Regions from separate parts of the Homo sapiens genome. Here region 2 is linked to region 1. A link is a loop called in an ENCODE intact Hi-C map of the cell type or tissue named here. Cell type or tissue: mammary epithelial cell. All regions are shown on one strand. Each heading gives the region's core, and the rest is flanking DNA. Links, peaks and the distances in the headings are about the cores only.

Evidence for each region. Hi-C counts contacts between places; a loop is a spot of excess contacts. Peaks named below come from ENCODE experiments on the same cell type or tissue, not always from the same donor. Only the 100,000 strongest peaks of a DNase experiment are listed, where the experiment ranks them.
Region 2: it touches region 1 in a loop (4-fold over the local background); 15 of 110 quality-filtered maps call a loop at or near these places.

What each region holds. Positions count from the first base shown.
Region 1 is chr3:12,558,402-12,566,825 of GRCh38, forward strand. All of the region lies in intron 1 of MKRN2 (makorin ring finger protein 2), which reads left to right. It also overlaps a transcript of MKRN2OS not described here. Among named protein-coding and RNA genes, the nearest start is that of MKRN2, 5.5 kb to the left of the region's middle. RefSeq lists enhancers at 2,371-2,550, 2,731-2,820. In mammary epithelial cell, for the core only: a CTCF peak has its summit at 4,679 (motif pointing right); no DNase peak of the experiment used is centred there.
Region 2 is chr3:12,826,197-12,833,424 of GRCh38, forward strand. CAND2 (cullin associated and neddylation dissociated 2 (putative)) reads left to right here. Exons shown (of 15, transcript NM_001162499.2): 13 at 1,244-1,408; 14 at 5,269-5,376. Among named protein-coding and RNA genes, the nearest start is that of SNORA7A, 11 kb to the right of the region's middle. RefSeq lists an enhancer at 3,927-4,875. In mammary epithelial cell, for the core only: CTCF peaks have their summits at 4,292 (motif pointing left) and 4,785; no DNase peak of the experiment used is centred there.

The DNA.
Region 1 (8,424 bases), core at 2,505-7,504:
TTCCTAGGTCATTGTGCACTGTAAAGCAGCTTGTAGCCTCCTAGAAAAACCTCTGTATTCCTCCCCTCGCTCTATGGTTTAATTCTACCATTTATTCCCGTACCTCATCTAAGAAGTGTCCACAAAACAGTACACATTTATGTAATAATGCTTTATAATTGAATCTCAACTCTGTAGTATCTTATTTTACAAATAAGGAATCTTATGCTCAGAAAGACTTGAAATTTGCCTAAAATTTTACACCTTAGTAGAGGCACAAGGACCTAAATCAGGATCATCTTGGTTTTTTCCTTGTATACCTGGAGATAGCTTGACTTGAAAGCTTTAATTCTGTTTCCCAAACAGGGGTGTTCTGTAGGATGTTGCTCCATATAAATGAAGATTGGGTTGGAATGTTGAGAAGGGATCACTTCTGTTTAAGTGTTTAGTCATGTTTGTTGGGGACTTACAATGTGCTGCGGCTCTTAGGTACTGTAGTGTATAATCCAGCAACCAGCGCTCTTCCACAGATCGTAAAACTGAGCCTCAGCATTGAAGCGACTTGCCTAAGGTCATTTAGCTTCCAAGTGACAGAGGTGTGAAATCAAAGTTCATGCCCTCATAGACTGTAGGGCCTCCAGATAAGTTTTGAAATGCTAAATTAAAATTTATTTATTGCAGGACTTATCAAAGCTTTTAATGTGTTCCCATGAAAGGAAACTCATACAAGGATATGTAAAACTGCAAAGAAGTTTACTCACAAAAGGGTGTAAAGGAGTCAGGGCTCCCGATGACTGCCTTGCCAAATAAAAAACATAACAGGTGTTTTAAGTGGGAAAAAACCAATATGACCAAGAGTACCAAGTTTACATTAGTGTGTTTATCTACCATCAACTTTTCTACCAGCTTATCTACCAAAAGCTTTTCTCACTTTATTATCTCATTAACAAAAGCCTTGTCTCTAGACATTGATAATTTATAGGAAATGTTCAAGGTATGATTTATTTTGGGGACCAGATCTAAGCAGCGTGTGCGGTTTTTTGTGGGTTTTGTTTGTTTTTTTGTTTTTTTTAATCTCAGGTCACAAAGTTTTAGGTTTGTTTTCCTGACTGTGGGATGTGATGTACATGTTTATTTTGAATGACAGCAGAATAATGTCAGTTTTGCTTCCAATCTGTTAGATATTATGTATCTCCAAGAGTTGCTTATCAAATGCTAGGAGTCTCAAACCTAATGACAAAGACACTCCATGTTTTTATTGCCTGGAGTGGTAAAAATGACTGCTCGTACAGTTATGCTGTCAGTCAGCTCTTCTGATTCCTTGACATGCCGCTCTATCCAGAATCTCAATCTGTGCCTTTTTGCTGATTCCCCTCCCCCACAACCATCTCCCTGTCTTCCAGTCTGTTTTCGGAGCCCTGGGGGAGGCCCTTATTATAGCTTAGTAACCAGTTTATTTCACCTTCTCCTCTTGTGATAGAGCTTCCCTGCATCTCATAATCACTATTAGAAGACACAGGATTTCATTGTCCTAAGATAGTCAAACCTAGGGGGCTTTTGATTCTTTGAAAGTCACAAAACATGGGGGATCTTTTCAGCTGGCAGGTGGTAGGAAGAGTTTGAGCCCCAGGGTTGGGCAGTTCTGGATTCTAATCCTGGTACCACCTGTGCAACAACTGCCTCATCTGTGAAATGAGGATGGTAATGCCTAACCGGCAGGGCTGTTTAAAAATTAAATAATAGCAACAAACCATTTATTTTGTATTAGGATGAGCACTTACATGCATTTTCTCAGTTAAATGTCCCAGTAGTCTATCATAGCAGTCTATGAAGTAAGTGCAGTTATTATAATCACATTACAGATGGGGAAACTGAGGCTCAGTGACTTAAATAACTTGCTTAAGCTCACATAGCAAGCAGTCTGACTTCAGTGTCTTCACCACCACACTGTACTTCATTTCATTCCCGCCTCTAATCAGTACATTTATTGCAAGCCTGCCACAGTGCCTACCATTTGCTTCCTTCCCCCTCAGTGGATCTGCTGTCACAAGGAGTATAGCCGTAAAATTTTAGCCTGTGAAAATATGTAGGAAAATGTAAAAAAAAAAAAAAAAAAAGACACTGAGGATGCAAATTACCTGTATACTTGGAAGTGATTTGCAAAAGCGTTTTGCTAAACAGGCAACATTCAAGGGCCTGTAAGAAACCAGATTGATTGTTTTGCTTAGCACTGCTGCTGCTGGAGCTGCTGGTGGTTCTGTGGCCAGCAGTGAACCTGATATGCTCTGCAGTGTATAATAGCCATACTGTCTGAAACAGTCTTTTGGGTTTACCCAGGGTAACACCCCTTTGGAGTGTCCCCCAGAAAGAACCTACCTGCTCTGAGTCTCCAGCTATGCACTTCACCCACCTAGTCGTCTCTCCCCTCCTCCAGTTCATGTCTCAGTCGTCTCTCTTGGAAGATATGAGGGGCGGTTTGTCCATCAGAAAGGTTGAGCAGTTGGAAATTCATTACAAAGCGCAACATGAAAGAGGCTTGGAGTAAGATCAGTATAACATAGATGGAGAGGAGTGACTATAAGCACATGACAGAGATGCCCCAAAGGACAAGCAGGATGTGCTCTAGGTGGCTTTGTGCTTGTCACTGGGGAGTGGAAATGGTGACATATGCTACAAAAATAGGACTGGGCTGACTTCACCTCTTACATAACTCTCATTTCATACTTTCCTTTCTTGAAGGCAGTGATGGTGGTCTAGAAATTATTTTTGAATCTGTTTAAATCTCAGCTCAGTCACTTACAGAAGTGAAGTGGCTTTTATGAAGTCACCAGCTTATAAATGGCAAAATTAACTAGAAGCTCTGGTTGGCAGTTAAATATTTGTATTTTAGTGGAAGAGATAATTAGTGCAGTTTGGAAGGCAAGTTTTCTGGATAGGACGTATGGAAGGCGGAGGTAGAATTATAAAAGGCATCCTTGCAGGAGACCACTACCTAAAAAAGTCTTTCTTCTTGTCTGCCTTGTTAACAAATAGTATCTGGTAGAGGGCCTGTGGTAGTCTTCCACCCTGGTTCTTTCAGGAAATTTTCTGTTCTAATTGCTTCAAAAGAAACAATACAGTATTGGCTGGTGCAGTGGCTCATTCCTATAATCCCAGCACTTGGGGAGGCTGAGGTAGGAAGATCACTTGAGCCCTGGAGTTTGAGACCAGCCTGGGCAACATAGCAAGATCCTGTCTCTACCCGAGAAAAGGAAAGAAACTATACAGTATTTATTCGATATCACTTTTGTTTAACTGCTTATGTTGCCACTTTGAACCTGTCCTCTTTCAGTATTTATGAGTTTACTAATCCTGATACCTCTTTGTCATTCAGACTTGGCTCTTGGCACTGACTTTTTTTTTTAAATTATTATACCTTCAAAGATTACCATGTCTGAGGACAATTGAAATATTGCAGTCTTGAGTAGCATTTCTCAAAAATAATTCTCAAACTGCTTAGATGTATACTCTACTTTTGTGTTTGGGATCTCCAAGACCACCCCAAATCCAGAGACTGTCTAGAACTAGGACAAGTGGGTCCCAGTATACAGCTGTATTCAAGGCTGAGATTATTACCATATCTAGTAAGGGGTCACAGCCAGATCATGATGGCAGAAGACATGGGGGGTCTGGAGGAGCCTGGGTGCAGGCTTCCTACATCTGTCCCTCCCTGAGAGGGCCACACAGCAATGAAAATGCAGCAACATGTGTCCAGGGAAGCCCATTAGGGATTCAGTGCCCAAGCTGGTCACATAGGCACCCTCTGCCTAGCATGAACCAAAATTCCAGACTCCCAGAAGGCAAGCAGGTTTTCAGCATGAACTACATTGTACATCAGTTTAGACACAGCGAGACACTCTCCATCATTTAGGGAAAATTTTGTATCTGTGTAGAGAACTGTTACTAGCCAAGTTCCCAGATGCCAGGCAAGGGGCAGCCTTGGAAGCAGACCTTCCTAAGGATAGCAGTCTCACATCTGCTGTGTAACTCTCTTCTGTGCATTTATAAAATCGGTATTGTAAATAACAGGAACTCTAAGTTTCTAACAAAAAGTTTCCCAGCTTCTGTTTGTGCTTTTTCTTTTTAAAAAATAAAACTTTAACAGCCTTATGGCAAATTACTGCACAATGTCTGATCTAGTGCAGTGGTCCCCAACCAGTCTATGGCCTTTTAGGAACCAGGCCACACAGCAGGAGGTGAGTAGTGGGCAAGTGAGCAAAGCTTTATCTGTGTTTATAGCCACTCCCCATCACTCACATTACCACCTGAGCTCCACCTCCTGTCAGATCAGCAGCAGCATTAGATTCTAATAGAAGCACTAACCCTATTGTCAGCTGTGCATGTGAGGGATCTACGTTGTGTGCTTCTTATGAGAATCTAATGCCTGATGAACTGTCACTGTCTCCCATGACCCCCAGATGGGACCATCTAGTTGCAGAAAAACAAGCTCAGTGTTCCACTGATTCTACACTATGGTGAGTTGTATACTTATTTCATTATATATTATAATAATAAAGTGCACAATAAATGTAATGTGCTTGAATCATCCTGAAACCATCCCCCATCCCCCCATTCCGTGGAAAAATTGTCTTCCATAAAACTGGTCCCTGGCTCCAAAAAGATTGGGGACTGCTGATCTAATGGTAGGCCACAAGAGGGTGTTTCCTGGGGAAAGCCTAGCTGACTACCTAGCAAAGGCTGTAGGATGGCACCATTGTATAGTCACTTAAGTCATGAGGTCCAGTTCTCATTTTGTAGGCTCAGAAATTTGATTCTGTTGGTGTACATAGAGGTGGCTCATACTAGCCAAACGCATGAGAGACTGACTTATATACTAGAATATCCTTTTATAATTTCCCTGGGAAAAAAATAAACTGTCAGGTAGGTCTGGTCAGCACTTCCTCTGCTTTTGGGGAGAGAAACAGGTGGAGAAGTCAGAGGTTTCTGATTGGGGCGGATGTGCAGCATGTTCACTAGTACCCTTTCTCTGGAGACACCAGCAGTCTGGGCCTCTCGGGCCTCCCTGGCATTCCTTGCATACCATTCCCTCCTGTTGTCTAGTTCTTTTTTTTTTTTTTTTTTTTTTCCTGAGACGGAGTCTCACTCTGTCGCCAGGCTGGAGTGCAGTGGCACGATCTCGGCTCACTGCAGCCTCCGCCTCCTGAGTTCAAGCGATTCTCATGCCTCAGCTTCCCGAGTAGCTGGGATTACAGGCACCTGCCACCATGCCCGGCTACTTTTTGTATTTTTAGTAGAGACGGGGTTTCACCATGTTGGCCAGGCTGGTCTTGAACTCCTGACCTCATGATCCGCCTGCCTCGGCCTCCCAAAGTGCTGGGATTACGGGTGTGAGCCACCACACCCGGCCAGAATCACCTTTCTTTTTAAGCTTGATTGTATGGATAGACCACATCTTGTTTATGCATTCGTCCATTAGCGCACGCTTGAGTTGCTTCCACCTTTTGGCTATTGTGAATAATGCTGGTATGAACACGGGTGTGCAAATGTTTGTTTGAGTCCCTACTTTGAAGTCTTCTATTTTTTTTGAAACAGATTCACTCTGTTGCCCAGGCTGGAGTGCAGTGGCGTGATCTTGGCTCACTGCAACCTCTCCCTCCCAGGTTCAAGTGATTCTCCTGCCTCGGCCCCCAAAGTAGCTGGGATTACAGGCGCCCACCACCACGCCCGGCTAATTTTTGTATTTTTAGTAGAGATGGGGTTTCACCATGTTGATCCGGCTGGTCTCAAATTCCTGACCTCAGGTGATCCACCCACCTCGGCCTCCCACAGTTCTGGGATTACAGGCGTGAGCCACTGGGCCTGGCCTGAATTATTTTGTGTCTATACCCAGAAGTGGAATTGCCGGATCATATGGTAAATATATTTTTAATTTTTTAAGGAACTTCCGTACTGTTTTTCTATAGAAGCTGCACCATTAGCTGTTTTATAATCTACTCTTCTCAGTTAATTGTGTTTAACTTTCCATATTAATAAATTTTCATTTTATACCTAGTCCATACTCACATTTATTTCAAAATATCTTTCAAAATATCTGGTTTCAAAAATGTCTTTTGTATCTGGTTTGTTGAAACCAGATTCTAGTCCAGAGGTAAGTATTGCATCTGGTTATGTCCCTTGTGTTCTGTCTGCTAACCTAGCATTGTCCCTTCCCTTTTTTCTCTTTTTTAACAGCTTTTTCTGAGGTATAACTTATATACCATAAAATTTACCTGTTTGAAGTGTACAGTGCAAAACTTTTTAATGAATTTACAAAGTTGTACAACCATCACCACAGTTAAATTTTAGGACATTTCTATCACCCCCAAAAGATCCCTTGTGCCCATTAACAGTCACCCTCACTTCTCTCCTCCCAACCCTAGGCAACCACTTAATCTACTTTTTGTCTCTGTAGATTTGCCTTTTCTGACATTGCATATAAATGGAATCATGCAACATGTGGTCTTTTGTGTCCAGCTTCTTTCACTCTGCGTAATGTTTTCAAGGTTCACCCATGTTGTAGTGTGTGCCAGTACTTCTTTCCTTTTTATGGCTGGATAAGAGCCCATTGTATGGATAAATCACATTTTCTCTGTCTGTTCATCAGTTGATGGACATTTGGATTGTTTCCACTTTTTGGCTGTTATGCATAGTGCTGCTTTGGACATTCATGTACAAGTATTTGTGTGGACATAGATTTTCATTTTCTTGGGTACATACCTAGGCGTAGAATTGTTGGGTCATATGGTAGATTTATGTTTACATTTTTTAAGAAACTGTCAAACTGTCTTCCAAACTCAGCCTCCTTTAGTTACATGGCACTTATAAAGACAGTAGGCCTAGGTCCCACGTACAGCCTCTTTTGTATTTATTTGGTTGTTTTCTCGAGATGTCTTTCATAGGTTGTCCCCAGTCTCCTGTATTTTCTATGAACTGGATGTTAGATCTGGAGTTTTGTGGATTCAAATTAATTGTTTCTGGCTAGAATACGTCATAGGTTGTTTTATACTTCATTTTGGGTCATATCAGCAGGTACATATTTAAGTTTTTTCCAAGTCGATTTTGGGTCCAGCATCATTTGTTGAAAAGATTCTTTCCCCAACTTACCTTTTTTTTTTTTTTTTTTTTTTTTTTTGGGAGACAGGGTCTCACTCTGTCACCCAGGCTAGAGTGCAGCAGCATGATCTTGGCTTATTGCAACCACTGCCTCCTGGGCTCAATCGATCCTCCTACCTCATCTTCCCAAGTAGCTGGGAGCACAGGTGCACGCTACCGTGCCTGGCTAATTTTTTGTATATTTTTTGGTAGAGACGAGGTTTCACCATGTTGCCCAGTCTCATCTCAAACTCCTGAGCTCAAGCAATCCACTCACCTTGGCCTCCCAAAGTGCTGGGATTACAGGCATGAGCCACTGCATGCGGCCTATGTGTGGTTCTATTTACAGGGTTTTTTGTTTGTTTTTTTGTTTGTTTTGAGACAGGGTCTTGCTTTGTCACCCAGGCTGGAGTACAGTGGTGCAAACAGAGCTCACTGCAGGCTCTCTCCTTCTGGGCTCAAGCAGTCCTCCCACCTCAGGCCCCCAAGTAGCCATCATGCACGGCTGATTTTTGTATTTTTTATACAGATTGGGTTTTGCCATGTTGCCCAGGCTGACCTCAAACTCCTGGGTTCAAGCAGTCCTCACACCTTGGCCTCCTGAAGTGGTGGGATTACGGGCATGAGCCTCTGAGCCCAGACTATTTATGGATCTTTAAAGAATCCCTGCAGCCTCCCTAAACTCAATCTCTGTGATTTGCCTGAGGTTCTACTCCCAGTACCAAGACCTAGAATATGCCTCCAGGTAGGAAGTCAGACTAAATGTGGGGCTTACTTCCTGTGTTTCCCTTCTCTTAAGGACCAGTCCTTTTTTCTATTGTCTGAAAGCAGTTGTTTCACATATTTTGTTTCATTTTTCAGTTGGGTTTGTTTTGTTTTGTTTTGTTTTTTTACAGTGAGAAGCCAAGATCCATGCTCCTTGGTAGTCAGAAGCAAGTTTGTTTCTCTCTCTCTCTCTCTCAGATGGTTTCTATTCTGTGTCTTCAAGTATTCTGATATTTTCCTTTGTAGTATCCCATCTACTAAACTCATCTAATGTAATTCTCATTTCAGACATTGTATTTTTCACTTCTAGAAGTTTCATTTGTTTTTTGTTTTGTTTTGTTTTGAGGTGGAGTTTCGCTCTTATTGCCCAGGCTGGAGTGCAATGGCGCGATCTTGGCTCACTGCAACCTCCGCCTCCAGGGTTCAGGTGATTCTCCTGCCTCAGCCTCCCAAGTAGCTGGGATTACAGGCACCTGCCACCACACCTGGCTAATTTTTGTATTTTTAATAGAGATGGTGTTTCACCATGTTGACCAGGCTGGTTTCGAA
Region 2 (7,228 bases), core at 1,746-6,745, 270 kb after region 1:
GGACCTATTGTGATGTAATCCCATCATACACCAAGGAGCAGCTGCGTTTCACTTAGAGCCCACCTGGTAAAGGAAGGATTCGGGGGCAGAGGTTAAAGGTGATTTAGTAAGTTTGAGCTGTGGAATACTAGCAGCATTGAGGCCCTTTAAGCTGGGCTTTGAAGGGTGAAAAGGTGTTTACCATTAAAACAGGGCTTCATGGTTGAAAGCTTCAGAAAGACCTGGGTGTCTTTTTTGTTGTTTTTTTTTGAGACAGGATCTTGCTGTGTCACCTAGGCTGGAGTGCAGTGGCACAATCACAGCTCACTGCAGCCTCGACCTCCTGGGCTCAAGCGATCCTCCCACCTCAGCCTCCTGAGTAGCTGGGACTACAGGCGTGTACCACCACACCTAGCTAATATTTTGTATTTTTTTGTAGAGATGCGGTTTTGCCATGTTGCCCAGACGTCTCAAATTCCTCCTGCCTCGGCCTCTCAAAGTGCTGGGAGGACAGCCATCATGCCCAACCTACCTGGGTTTTAAATTCCAGTTCAGCCACTTACAAGCAGTGTATCCTTAACCTGTCCAGCTCAGTTAATTAACCTGCCCAACTCAGTTTCCTCATCTGTCATTAAATGGGATCAGTAACATTTACTTTTTTTTTTTTTTTTTTGAGATGGAGTCTCGCTCTGTCACCCAGGCTGGAGTGCAGTGGCGCGATCTCAGCTCACTGCAACCTCCACCTCCCTGGTTCAAGCAATTCTCCTGCCTCAGCCACCCAAGTAGCTGGGACTACAGGCACGTGCCACCATGCCCGGCTAATTTTTTTGTATTTTTAGTAGAGGTGAAGTTTCGCCATGTTAGCCAGGATGGCCTCAATCTCCTGACTTCATGATCCGCCCGCCTTGGCCTCCCAAAGTGCTGGGATTATAGGCGTGAACCACTGTGCCTGGCCAGTAACATTTACTTCTGATGGCATTTGTGATGCTTGAATGAAACGTCATCAGTCAAGCAGTCAGCACAGTGCCTGCCACTCAGACAGTGCCTGCTCAGTAGATTATAAGAATAATTGTTCTTATTGCCACTGTTATCACTTGGGGGAAATGACACTGCAGGCTGAGCAAAGGCATGGAGACTTGAGAGTATAAGGCACGATTTGGGGCTGGCATGGATTGTGGAATAGAGATGTGGGGTTTGTAGCAGAAGCTAGAAGAGGTGTCCTTACACCCTGGGGCCATATCACCAACCTTCATCCCTCCTGCAGGTGGAGATGGGGCCCTTTAAACATACAGTGGACGATGGGCTGGACGTGCGGAAGGCGGCCTTTGAATGCATGTATTCACTGCTTGAGAGCTGCCTGGGCCAGCTGGATATCTGTGAGTTCCTGAACCATGTGGAGGACGGGCTGAAGGACCACTACGACATCCGGGTAAGACCAAGCCCCCTGCCAGATCTATGTGCCCCTGTACCAAGGGATAGTCGGGCACCATTGGGGCCATGCTTGTTTGTCCTTGCTCCCTACTCCAGGCACCCAATGAAAATAGCTGCATTGTTGTTTTCTGATAAGAAAAGGAACCTGTGTCTCAAACACCTTTGGTGGGAGTCTACACTGGGCAGGCTCTTTGGAGGATGGTTTCACAGCAACCAGAAAAAAAAAATTGTCCAGGTGTGGTGGCTTATGCCTGTAATCCCAGCACTTTGGGAGGCTGAGGCAGGAGGATGGCTTGAGCCCAGGAGGTTGAGGCTGCAGTGAAACATGATCACACCACTGCACTCCAACCTGGACGACAAAGCGAGACCCTGTCTCAAAAAAAAAAAAAAAATTCCCAGACGAAATTTTTGACCCTGCAGGGCACTTTCAGCTGTGGAATACTAGCAGCATTGAGGAGCGAGCTGCATCTCTTCGTGTTGTGACCTGAAAGAGCTCCAAGCCCCAATGTTGAGTGGCAAGAGCTAGTTCCAGAAGTTAGGACCATTTTCTTAACAGACAGAGTGAGTCTGGGGCTGGTGGAGACGTCGGTTTCTTCAATTTATATCTTTCTATATCATTTTTTTAAATGTTAAAGTTTATTCACATATATGATAGAAATCATTTAATTGTGGCGAAATATTAATAATACAAGTTACTATCTTCAGTAACTTACTATCTGCAGGTGAAGTGTTTTTTTTTTTTTTTTTTTGAGACAGGGTCTTGCACTGTCACTCAGGCTGGAGTGCAGTGGCTTGATCTCAGCTGACTGCAACCTCTGCCTCCCAGGTTCAAGCGATTCTCCTGCCTCAGCCTCCCAAGTAGCTGGGACTACAGGTGCCCACCACCACACTCAGCTAAATTTTTTTTGTATTTTTAGTAGAGACGGGGTTTCACCATATTGGCCAGGCTGGTCTCGAACTCCTGACCTCAAGTAATCTGCCTGCCCTGGCCTCCCAAAGTGCTGGGATTACAGGTGTGAGCCACTGCGCCAGGCTCCATCTTCACTATTTTAAAGTGCACAGCACAGTGGCAGTAAGCACATTCACATTGCGGTGCAGCCGTCACCACTGTCCATCTCAGAACTCTTTTCTCCTTCCCAAACTGAAAACTGCACCCATTCAACACTCTATGAATTTGACTACTCTAGGTTTCTGCCCTTGTAAGTGGAATCATACAGTATTTGTCCTTTTGTGACCAACTTGTTTCACTTAGTCTGATGTCCTCAAGGTTCATCCATGTTGCAGCATGTCAGAATTTCCCAGTGTTGTATGTACAGACCACCAGTTTGTTTACCCATTCATCCATCGCTGGACAAATATTTGGGTGTTCCCAGCTTCTGGCTATTATGAGTAATGCGACTGTGAACCTAGGTGTTCCGATATCCTTTGGAATCCTGCCTTCAGTTCTCTTCACTTTACCCAGAAGTGAAATTGCTGGATCATACGGCAATTCTGTGTTTAATGTCTTAAGGAACTGCTATACTACAACTTTATTTTTAAGTTTTTATTTATTTGTTTGAGATGGAGTCTCACTTTATGGCCCAGGCTGGAGTGCATTGGTGCAATCTTGGCTCACTGCAACCTCCGCCTCCCGGGTTCAAGTGATTCTCCTGCCTCGGCCTCTTGAGTAGCTGGGATTACAGATGTGCACCACCACGCTCGGCTAATTTTTATATGTTTTAGTAGAGACAGGGTTTCGCCATGTTGGCTAGGCTGGTCTTGAACTCCTGACCTCAGGTGACCCACCCACCTCGGCCTCCCAAAGTGTTGGGATTACAGGCATGAGCCACCACGCCCGGCCCCATATTACAACTTTAAAAAATATGTACTGTAAGCGTGAGTCACTTTTTATAAGGAAAAATTAATACAAAGTAATCAAAAGTAACCCATACTTGTTTTAAAAGATTTACACAAGATGAAAGCAAATAAAGAAGCAAGTAATAATCACCCAAAAGCTTCTCCACACCCAGAGAGGCCTGCTGTCTCAGTGTGTTTCTTGGGATGATGCACATAGACCCTCATTCATTAGTCAGCCAGTATTAAGTGAGTGCCAACACGCCAAGGTCAATGTGAGAGGTGGGGTCCCTGTTCTCAAAGCTGTGGAGATGAGTTTATGAGACCTGTTTTCTAGAAATGGGATCACACACATGCTGTTTTTTTCCCCAGCCTTTTAACTTACATTTACTGTATGTTGTTTGCTTTGCTTTTCAATATATATCAGTCCTGTCAACAGCTGCAGGAGTTCCCATTTCTGTTGCACTCACTGCTACACATGTATGTTATTTGCACATTTTCACAATTACAGACAATGCTGCTGTGAACACCCTGGTGCATTACTGTGACCCACGGTGTGATCGGTGGGCTTCTAGGGTGGAGTGCATGTTCCTGCTAAAGCATCCGATGCGCGTGGTGAGGCTGCACCTCCTGCAGCGGGCGTGCCTCTGACCACTCCAGACTTGGAGTTCCTGGGACGCTCCTTCCTGCACTTCCTGTCTGCCTGTCTCCCCCTCGGCTTTATTATTGCTTTAAACTCTTGCTTCCTGCCAACCCCCAAGAAAGAGAAAAGAAGAAACAACATAAGTTCTCTGGGATTCCAGCCCCAAGATCTTGGTTGAGAAAGGGGGTTGGGTTTTCCAGTGTATGCCATGCAAACTAGTGGAAAATGATGGGGCGCACAAAGCTGAACAGGACTTTCCACCACAGGGTTCCGGGAGGCTCCAGACGGGAGGGGTGTACTCAGCTTCCATCATCTGGGTGTGCCTGGTATTAGGCATCTTGTGGGGCTACTGACCCCAGGACACAGAGTGAGGAGTTCTGGGCCAGCCCAAAGCTCCACCTTGTGGGGATTTTTCTCCAGGATCGAGCAAGTCTGTTTCTTCCATCCAGTCTGGCCATATCCTCTCATGCCTGCCCTCCAGGAGCGCAGGACAGGGCCTAGGCACCAGTGCAGCCTTGGAGTCCACTCTGCTGCCACCCCCTGGGGTGAGGAGGGTGGGTGTTACAGCTATAGAGCCCACAGCTTTGCGTCATCAAGTCTTCAAGTGAGCCTTTAGAGAGGGAGTGAACACCGCCCAGTTCACAGGGGAGACGGAATCTTGTCTAGTTCTAGGGCACAGGGTCATGGAGTAGCCAAGAGTCATAGCTCCTGAAGTCCAGCACCGCTGCTCCTTGCTGCCGTGGGCTGGGCCTCCTCCTTTGCTGTGGGGCTTAGGGGTCAGGGTGTGGAGATGGGTAGGGCGTGGGGATTTCAGACAACCAGTCTTTATGGTGTGCAAGGCTTCTTTGTGAGGACTTGACTATTTTCAAAAGACAGGACAATTATTCCCCTACAGGCTGAATCTAGGCCTGCAGCCATGTTTAGTTGTTGTTAAAAGTTTTTGTTTGGTTTTGAAATCAGGTGTCAACATTTAAAAATCGAGACTTTTTTTTTACATGAAAATTGGGATTTCTTTTGAAAACAATCCAGTGGCCCCAAGCTACATGTTTGCACTCCCACCTGGCCACACTCAGCCAGAGCTGCCCCAGCAGCCCCCTTCACTCATCCCCAGCATCTGCCTGACTGGTGGGCATCTGAGCTTGAGAACGACTCCCTCCCTGGTGCTTTTCTGATCCTCCTTGGGTCATCCAAGTGTAGTTGGCAAAGAAAGTGTCACCATTTGAGGAAACAGACCCAGAGAGGGAGAGACTCTGGCAGGACTTCACGGTGGTCTGAACTTGGGCTTCAGGTTTCAGTTGTGGGGCCTCTGCTCTTTCCCAGGGCTGGCTGCTGCTCTTGCTCCTGCACCATTTCACTAAGAACCATCTCCTTCCTCTGGGCAGATGCTGACCTTCATCATGGTTGCCCGGCTGGCCACCCTGTGTCCTGCACCTGTCCTGCAGAGGGTGGACCGACTCATTGAGCCACTAAGGGCCACCTGCACTGCCAAGGTAAGTCCCTGGCCCAGCCCTAGCCCAGGCCCTGGAGCACCTATGGAGTCCTCGGCCAGTCGTTCAGTTACCCTTACTGAGCACTTCCTGCAGTGCAGGTGATGTTGTGAAAGTGCTTCATTTAATCATTGTCATTGCCCTATAAAGTACCTCTTATTATCATTGTATACACAGGGGAACAGAGGCTTTGAGAAGTTGTTATTGGCCAAGGCTACACAGCTAGTAAATTGCAGAGCTGGATTCAGACCCACCTCTGTCTCTCCTTCCATTCATTAAACACTTCCTGGGTGCTGAGCCTCGTGGGAGATACTAAAGATGTAACATTGAGCCTGATAGGTTCCCTACTGTCAATCTCTCACCTCCTTGTTGGGAAGCTGGGTCAGATGACTGGTCTAGGACAAAGCTGCTGCTAGACTGGAGTGCCTGAAGGGTCTGGAGGAGGGATGTGGGGTGCAAGCCCTCATGGAAAGCTGGCGTTGGGAGCAGAGCCTGGCGCACCTACGTGGTACCTAGTAAATACCTGTTGAATGAAAGAATACATTTGGGTTTTTTAAGGATGGGAATCATTACCAAAAGGAGAGCAGTGTTTTAGGTTGGCACTTAAAGAGGAGAGATACCCATAAAGTGGTGATTTTCAAAAATGAAATCTTCTGTGGATAAAACACTAAAATTGGTAGTTTATTCATAGAAACCTGCCTTGTAAGTTTACATTTTTAACATATGCTTATTATTGAGTCCATCCAAAAAAACACTTCTACAGGGCCAGGCCAGTTTTGACAGTCTCTCATTTCTGGTTTTCTCTGAGCTCTATGGCACCAAGAAAAGTCCCAGTTCTTAAGAGGGAGGTATATATGGCACTGCAGTGCCAGAACATTCTTGCAGTAAAGCCGAGGTGGCAAGAGAAGCTCTGCCCTGAGTTTCCACAAGAGCCACTCATCTGGCCACGCGGAGGATGCTGTCTGTTGGGCATTGGGATGAGCATGGGTAAATCCACACCCACAGTCCTTACCCATGACCCTGAAATCTACCAAGCTCTGACAACCAAAAGCTTTTTAGGAACCTGTTTGTCACACAACTTGACTTGAAGTGGCATGAGGCTATGATCTTTAATTCTTACCAATGTACCACTTTTATATAAGGGACTTGATCATCTGAGGATTTTGGCATCCCCTGGGATCCTGGAACCAAACTCCCATGGATACTGAGGGACACCTGTACTACTCACATTACTCATACATGTAGTAGAGTATTCATGTATTTGATTACAGGGTATTGTACAAAACCCCTCGGGAATGTTATCTGCACAGTATTACCTTTCTAAAACCCAAAATGTCTTGGATTCCAAAGCACATCTGGCTCCAGGGGTTTCAGAGAAGGGAGTGTGGACTTGTGTCGTTTAATCCTCTTGGCAACTCTTACGACGAGGCAGCTCTTACTTATAGATGGGGAAATGAGGCTCAAAGATGTAGTTACCTGAAGTCACAGCTCTTGGGGGCAGAGCCATTTGAACACAGGACTCTGCAACTCCAATGCCAAGCTGTTACCCACTGCATTGAATTCTTTAGGAAGAGCCCAGCATAATAAGGAACTTGAACTTTAGTCCATAAGCAGTGGAGGAATTACTGAGCTCCTCTGCCTAGGTAGGAGATGGTGGGGGAAGAGGAAACAGAAACTGCAGGAGGTAGTTTGGGGTGCTTACACTCCGGCTGCATCTGCAAAACTGATTGCGGGGCAGGGACTTGAGTATGGGGAGGAGGCTGCTAGAAGACCATCGCAGTGATCCATTCATTCAGTCTAGTCATATGGTGCTAAGAGCTGGTTTTAAGCACAGCAAATATAGGCTGGATCCCTG